Linked DNA regions of Homo sapiens: region 2 is linked to region 1. Evidence: read pairs that join two places in POLR2A ChIA-PET (ENCODE). Cell type or tissue: HepG2. All regions are shown on one strand.

The links. Peaks named below come from ENCODE experiments on the same cell type or tissue, not always from the same donor. Only the 100,000 strongest peaks of a DNase experiment are listed, where the experiment ranks them.
Region 2: POLR2A ChIA-PET joins it to region 1 with 5 read pairs; 3 of 35 experiments call an interaction of 5 or more read pairs at or near these places.

Annotation. Positions count from the first base shown.
Region 1 is chr2:171,878,610-171,882,609 of GRCh38, reverse strand. All of the region lies in intron 2 of SLC25A12 (solute carrier family 25 member 12), which reads left to right. Among named protein-coding and RNA genes, the nearest start is that of SLC25A12, 14 kb to the left of the region's middle. In HepG2, no CTCF peak of the experiment used is centred here; a DNase peak (open chromatin) is centred at 3,679.
Region 2 is chr2:172,117,520-172,121,519 of GRCh38, reverse strand. No RefSeq gene overlaps it. Among named protein-coding and RNA genes, the nearest start is that of DLX2-DT, 17 kb to the right of the region's middle. In HepG2, no CTCF peak of the experiment used is centred here; DNase peaks (open chromatin) are centred at 1,219 and 2,299.

The DNA of each region.
Region 1 (4,000 bases):
TAGAATGTACTGGCTCTAGCCATGAGTGGATCAGGAGCTTAACTGCTGTCACCAGGGATCATGCACCTTTCATCTCTTAGTTTTGGTTTCTGTTGTGCTAGCTTCATTCTCAAACAGGCTTTGCCATGTGGAGCATCCCCAGATTAAAATCCTACCCATTCAGCAGAGAAAAGGTACTGTTTCTCCAATTTCTAGGTTAAGTCTAGGAATTATTGTCCTCCCTAATACCCCAAGAAAACCCATGTACTAGAAGGAGGCAGTGTTCTCATTGGCCAGATCTGGTTCACATGCTCACCTCTGGAACTGTTCAGTTGAGTCAGCCCCATTTGAATGACCTGTGTAAATTGAGGGTGAGGGAGGTGTGTATGTTCAAGAAAAATTAGCATGCAGTTACCAGAAGGGGGGAAGGAAAGCTAGGCACATTAAAACCAAGAACTGTTTATGTATAGCATATAAGGGATTGGAAAACCTGGAAGCCTAGGGGTGACTCAGGGAGGCTGGGAGACAGAGATGGCAAGAGATTCTGTGCCTCCAAGTCAACACTGCTGTATTTGGTAGCTTTCTAGAACATTCCAGTGCAGCTGTCATACTATCTGCAAAAATACCTTAAGTGAAATGACAAAAAATAACCAAAATTAGGACCCCTGAAGAAGAAATGTATCCTCACCTCATTTTTTCTTCAGAAAAATTTTTTCTCTCAGTCTTCTTTCTAGTCTTTTTCTTATGGTGGTCTTCCTCTCCCCATCTTCTTTTCTGTCCTTACCCTACCCCTCCCATCCCATGGCTCATTATTTTCAGCAGATCTGTTCAACACAGATTGCTATTGATTGTCCTACAAAGAGCCAGGTACTGTGCAAGGTGCTAGAGGTATGAGGATGAATAAGGTATCCCTGTTTTTAAAGGACTCATAGCCTAGAGCTGCTTAAATTACACATCCCTACATTAATACTTTTTTAAAAAAATAGAACATTCTGTATAAAGCTGAAGGCTTGAAGTCCTTCCTGAGCTCTACCCCAAAAGCCAATACTTCTGAAGGCTTGAAGTCCTTCCTGAGCTCTACCCCAAAAGCCAATAATTCCCTGCCACCTAAGAGGTAACCACTGTTCTTGGTCGTGTTTCTTTCTGATCTTTCCCCATACATTTACACAGAAAATATGGGGTTTTGGCCGGGCGCGATGGCCTGTAATCCTAGCACTTTGGGAGGCCGAGGCGGCTGGATCACCTGAGGTTAGGAGTTCAAGACCAGCCTGGCCCACATGGTGAAACCCCATCTCTACTAAAATACAAAAATTAGCCAGGCATGATGGCGGATGCCTGTAATCTCAACTGCTCGGGAGGCTGAGATGGGAGAATCGCTTGAACCTGGGAGATGGTGGTTGCAGTGAGCTGAGATCACACCACTCCACTCCAGCCTGGGTGGCTGAGTGAGACTCCGTCTCAACAACAACAACAACAACAACAAAAAAAGAAAATATGGGGTTTTGTGGTTTTAAAAAACATAAATAATAATAGCTAATGCTTACTGTGTCACTGTTATGTATCAGGCACTATTTTAAGTATTTTATATAAATCATCATATTTAATCCTCAGAACAACTCTATAAGGTAGGAACGATTAGTATTCCCATTTTACAGATGAGGAAACTAAGCCCCAGAAAGGTTAAGTAGCTTGTTCAAGGATATACAGTAAACGGAGGAGCTTTGCTTTATATATTTTAATACAATTCGCCTTTTTTACTTAATATTATTTGGAGATACAGGTATGTTAGTGTGTAAAGAATTGTTTCATTATTTTTCTGTAGCCCTTTAAATAACTTTGTTATGAAAAATTTCAAACATATACAAATCTAGAGAAAATAGAATAATGATGGATACCATGGATGACTAGAGGGAGAAAGGAAGGAGGGGAACAGGGTGGAAAAACTATTGGGAACTATGCAAACTCTCTGGCTGATGGGATCATTTGTACCCCAAACCTCAGCATCACACAGTATTCCCTTGTAACAAACCCACACATGTACCCTCTTAATCTAAAATATGAATTGAGGCTCATGCCTGTAATCCCAGCACTTTCGAAGGCTGAGGTGGGTGGCTCACTTGAGGTCAGGAGTTCGAGGCCAGCCTGGCCAACATGGTAAAACCCCGCCTCTACTAAAAATACAAAAATTAGCGTGGTGGTGCATGCCTGTAATCCCAGCTACTAGGGAGACTGAGGCAGGAGAATCACTTGAACCTGGGAGGTGGAGGTTGCAGTGAGCCAAGGTCACGCCACTGCACTCCAGCCTGGGTGACAGAGGGAGACTCCATCTCAAAAAAATAAAATATGATTTGAAATTATTTTTTAAAAAGTTTGTTGTAATTCTAACTGAATTAATAAACTTTAAAATTCATACAAAAAAAGAGAAAATGGTATAATGAATCACCATATATCTGTCATTCCAGTGTCACCAATTATCATGGCTAACCTTGCTTCATCTGTATTACAGCCACAGTGGCTTATTTTGAAGCAGTTCTCAGACATCATCTTGCAGTATCCATAAATAGTTCAGTATGTAGCTCCTAAAGATAAACACTCTGAAAAACTAACCAAATCATAACACCATTATCACACCTAAAAAAAGTCTTATCATCAATTTCTTTTGAGTGTCGAAGTTCTCTGATTGTTTCATATATTTTTAAGTAGCTTTGTTAAAAAGCAGGATCCAAGCTAGATTCATACATTGCATTTGGTTGATCTGTTTCTTAGATCTTTTAATACTTTCTGCACCCTGCTATGTTAAAGGTCCTTATTTCTCTTTGGTAAAAATCTTGGTATTTAATCAAGGCTTATCAACATTAAGGCATTCCATCCCCCTAGGAGCAGCACCTTGATTGTCAAAGCGACATGATTTGCCCAAGCTTATACATATATATGCTTCTTGTATGTTCCCATGGTTACTTAGACTAAGAGACTAAAGTATTTATTTAAGGAATGATGCAAATTAATTATTCAACTTAATCTGCCTTGGGAAGCATTCTAGTTCCAGTTATTGGGTTCTTTGGGTCATTATTTTATTTCCAAGGTTTTTGGTTATTTTGAGTGGAAAATTGTTTTGGTAGATCTTCTTTATTATGGTAGCTTCAATTGATTTCATTGATTAATAAGGGTCTTTACCTCCCTGCTGTGTTAGAAATTGCATCATTCAGTAGCTGACAGTAGGGCTTACTATAGTGGACAGTGAAAATATATTAAAACAACAACAAAAATAAGCACATAGTATTCATGGAAGCAATCTGAGTTAGGAAGACAGAGCACTGAATAATATTTTTTTAGCAAAATCAGTAAAAGGTTTTGTTTCTAGTATATCCAAAATATGCAACTGAAAGTGCTAATCAAAATTAGATTTATACAACTGCTTTTCCCTAATGCTCATGTAGTTGATTTGAGTAACATTGGAAAAATTTTACATTACTAATTAAAATCCTTGTTTTTAAAAATTAATATGGCTTAATAAAGTTGTTAAAAAATCAAACTGGCCATATGTATTTAAAATAATTTTTTTCTTATAAAGTATTATTTATGATAGAATGCTCTTTTATTCTAATTGAACTAACATAATAAGGCAAATTACACATTGTACTGTTTAACAGGGTTTGTGTGTCAGATCTGCTGTGGTCTTTGCTCCTTATGTAGAGTGCTTGTGTAGTGAAAGGGCATGCATTCCTGACTAAATTTGGCTTCTGTTGGAAGTAAGAGCCATAATAGTGAAGGACAGTAAGAGAACTAGCTTCATATACTCAGTACTTGCCTTGGTACATATTGTCCTCTTTTATTGTTCAAATAATTCATTTTTCTATGTGGGAAATGCTCTATGAGATATCTGTAGTTACTAAACTTCATGATATTGTCATTTGAATTACTGAAATTGAAAGGATGTTAAGATCTGAAAATGTCAGTTCATCTCAGTTGGAACAAAGTAATGGAGGAACAGTTTGTTTTGACTCATATTACAGCCACATGT
Region 2 (4,000 bases), 240 kb before region 1:
CACTGTAATCCCAGCACTTTGGGAGGCCAAGGTGGGCAGATCACGAGGTCAGGAGTACAAGACCAGCCTGGCCAATATGGTGAAACCCTGTCTCTACTAAAAATACAAAAATTAGCTGGGCGTGGTGGCACACACCTGTAATCCCAGCTACTCAACAGGCTGAGGCAGGAGAATCGCTTGAACCGAGGGGGCGGAGGTTGCAGTGAGTCAAGATTGCGCCACTGCACTCCAGCCTGGGCGACAGAGTGAGACTCCGTCTCAAAAAAAAAAAAAAAAACAAAAAAAACACCTGCTGTAACTCCTTGATCCATTGGATCAAAGAGGTGGTATTTGGAGGGAGAAACACCTTGATGTTGGGATGAAGAGCGCCAATAAAAGGAGAATGTGCAGGAGCATTAACAGCAATAAGCGATAGCTCACACCTGTAATCCTAGCACTTTGGGAGGCTGAGACAGGCAGATCACTTGAGCCCAGGAGTTCAAGACCAGCCCAGCCAACATGGTGAGACTCTGTCTCTACCAAAAAAAAAAAAAAAAAAAAAAAACCACACACACACAAAAATTAGTCGGGTGTGGTGGCTTGCACCTGTTATTCCAGCTACCCAGGAGGCTGGGGTGGGAAAACTGCTTGAGCCCAGGAGGTGGAGGTTGCAGTGAGCCAAGATCACACTGCTGCACTCCAGCATGGGTGACGGAACAAGACCTTGTCTCAAAAAAATAAAAATAAAAAACCATAAGCAGAATCTTGGAAAGTTCATTATCCTCCAAACAGTACTTCTCCATTCTGCTGGCATAGTAATTCCAGAGAGAATCCTGGAAGAGGATTCATGACTATTAAGTAATGCAGTACACTGGCCTGTGTGAGCTTATTTATATTCTTGAAGGTCCTGGGGCTCTCACTGTGCCAGATCATAAAGGGTTTCAATTTGTAGCCTGCAACATTGTCTCCATGCAAGACTGTTATCCTGAGCTCAAAAGCCTTGAAACCTGGCATTACCTTGACCTTCTTCCTTGTGGATGAAAGTCCTTTTAGGCATCCATTTCCAAAAGAGTTCTATCTATAATGAAAGTTTGCCCTGGCAAGTATTTTCCTCCACAGTCAACTTTTCTAAAGTCTCCAAAAATTCTTCAGCTGCCTTCACATCAGCACTCACAGACTCGCCACTCACTTTCACATTATGTAATGGATAACAATTCTGGAATTGTTTAAACCACCCAGAGCAAACAGTAAATTCAACATCGTAGTCAGGTCCAGCCTTTTCTTTTATCATTGCAAACAAACTTTTTGCTTTGGCTGTGTTGGTCATGGTGCTGAGAGGGATGTGCTTCTGTTTGGGGCTTCAATCCAGGTCATTAGAAGTATCTCCATATCTGATAGAGACCCTTCTCAAATTTGTGTTAATCCCATTGCCTTTAAGGAAGCAAATACTTTAACAGCTTCCATCACTTAGTTATTCTTCAAAATCATAGCTATGGTGGAATGGGACATGCCTGCCTGATAAACAAACATTATCACTGACTTTTTACTTTTGTAGTTCTTAATCACTTTTAATATTTTTTTTTTGAGATGGAGTTTTGCTCTGTCACCCAGGCTGGAGTGCAGTGGTGCGATCTCAGCTCACTGCAAGCTTCGCCTCCCGGCTCCCGGGTTCATGCCATTCTCTTGCCTCCGCCTCCCAAGTAGCTGGGACTACAGGCGCCCACCACCACGCCCGGCTAATTTCGTTTTTGTATTTTTAGTAGAAACAGGGTTTCACTGTGTTAGCCAGGATGGTCTCGATCTCCTGACCTTGTGATCTGCCCACCTCGGCCTCCCAAAGTTTTGGGATTACAGGTGTGAGCCACTGCGCCCGGCCCAATCACTTTTAATCTTTTTTTCTGGGTCAATCACTCAATGTGGCTCTTACTAACAACATTAGCCATAATTTTTGAATGCTAAGGGCTGTAATGAACACAACGCAAGATTAATTGTGTATGTTGCCCATTGTTGACCAAAACATTATGTGGCACACGACTGTAGTTATATCCAAACAACTTAATAAGTATTTAAATCCTAGCAACTTACTAGCCATTTGAAAAAAGAATACACAGAGTTGAAAGAATAGATGATATTCATATTTCATCACAGTTAAATAACAGAATTGCATCATTATGGGATTTGTGTACCTGTTGAGCCCTGTACTACTTCTCAAACCTTGGAACCAGATTGGATACCACCACTCTTATTCCCTGTGCCACATTGATTTTCACATGCTTCTTGCCTTTAACATAGTTGTGCTTAATACAATGACATACCAAAAAGATATGTCATCAAAAAGACTGTTTTGCAATCTCCTGTTGAAACTATGAATTACCTCAAGCTACATAGTTTTAGTTTGTATGGTATCATTGTGTTTTCCTTGAATTTTGAAAACTTCCCATGCTACCCATGTGAGTTTGCTGCAGTGCCCCAGATACTTTGGCACAGATTGAGAGGGAAATGTATAGAATTGAATGTATATATTGGAAGAACAGTGTGAGAAGATAATTATAGTCAAATGTAGCAAGTAGGTACAGGCTACCAGGATTTGGAGAAGCATTTAGAAAGTGTCTAAATTGCTTTGAGTAGACTGTAAGTAGAATTCTGGACATTGAAGACACTACCAATGAAAATTCAAATTCAAAAGAAAGTAAGGAAGCTGCTACTGAAAACTTGAGGAAAGATAGTGGCAGAAAGCCAAAGAGAAAGTGTCTGTATCCTGATGACATCATCTCAGTCACTGGACCCAGGTTTGTTTGAATCCAGATGAACCCGTAGACAATAAATTCTATATTCTGCTTAAACAGATTTAAATTGTGTTTTTAATACTAATAACTAATCATTAATGAAATCTAAAATAAATAACCTGCTACTTGGGAGGCTGAGGCAGGAGGATTACTTGAGCCCTAGAGGTGGAGGTTGCAGTGAGCCAAGATTGTGCCACTGCACTCCAGCCTGGGTGGCAGAGTAAGACCCCATCTCAAAAATAAATAAATAAATAAATAAATAAATAAATAAATAAATAAATAAATAACCTATTGTGTTTTTTGGGATTTTTTTGGTTTTTTTTTTTTTTTTTTTTTTTAATTGAGACGGAGTCTCACTCTGTCGCCCAGGCTGGAGTGCAGTGGCACGATCCCAGCTCACTACAACCTCTGCTTCCTGGGTTCAAGCGATTCTCCTGCCTCAGCCTCCTGAGTAGCTGGGATTACAGGCGCACACCACCACACCTGGCTAATTTTTGTATTTTTAGTAGAGACGGGATTTCACCATGTTGGTCAGGCTGGTCTCAAACTCCTGACCTTGTGATCCGCCCAACTCGGCCTCCCAAAGTGCTGGGACTACAGGCGTGAGCCACTGCACCCAGCAAAAATAACCTATTGTTGAGAATGGGAAACAAGTTCTTTATTGAGCATTTGCTACTGCCTTTAATAATAATAAACTGCTGTAAATTATACAAAGACAGAATCCACCGAATGCATCAATGTTCAAAGAGAATATGAGACTACCTCCTATATATAAAGGAGCTATATATAATAAAGATAATTATGGTCAAATGTGGCAAGTAGGTATGGACTATATAAAGGATAAGGAGGTGTATATATATATATATATATACACACACACATATATATGAAGGTAGTCTCATATATCACACACACACATATATATATACTAGAGATAGAATAGTCTCATATCACACACACACATATATATACTAGAGATAGAATAGTCTCATATATCACACACACACACACACACACACACACACACACACATATATATATATATATATATATACTAGAGATAGAATCTTGCTATGTTGCCCAGGCTGGAATGCAGTGGCACAAAGCACAATCATAGCTACTATAGCCTCGAACTCCTGGACTCAAAGGATCCTCCTGCCTCAGTCTCCCAAGTAACTGAAACTATCTTCTGCTTTAACCAACTAGAAGATCGTTTTGAGTTCACTCTGCCTATT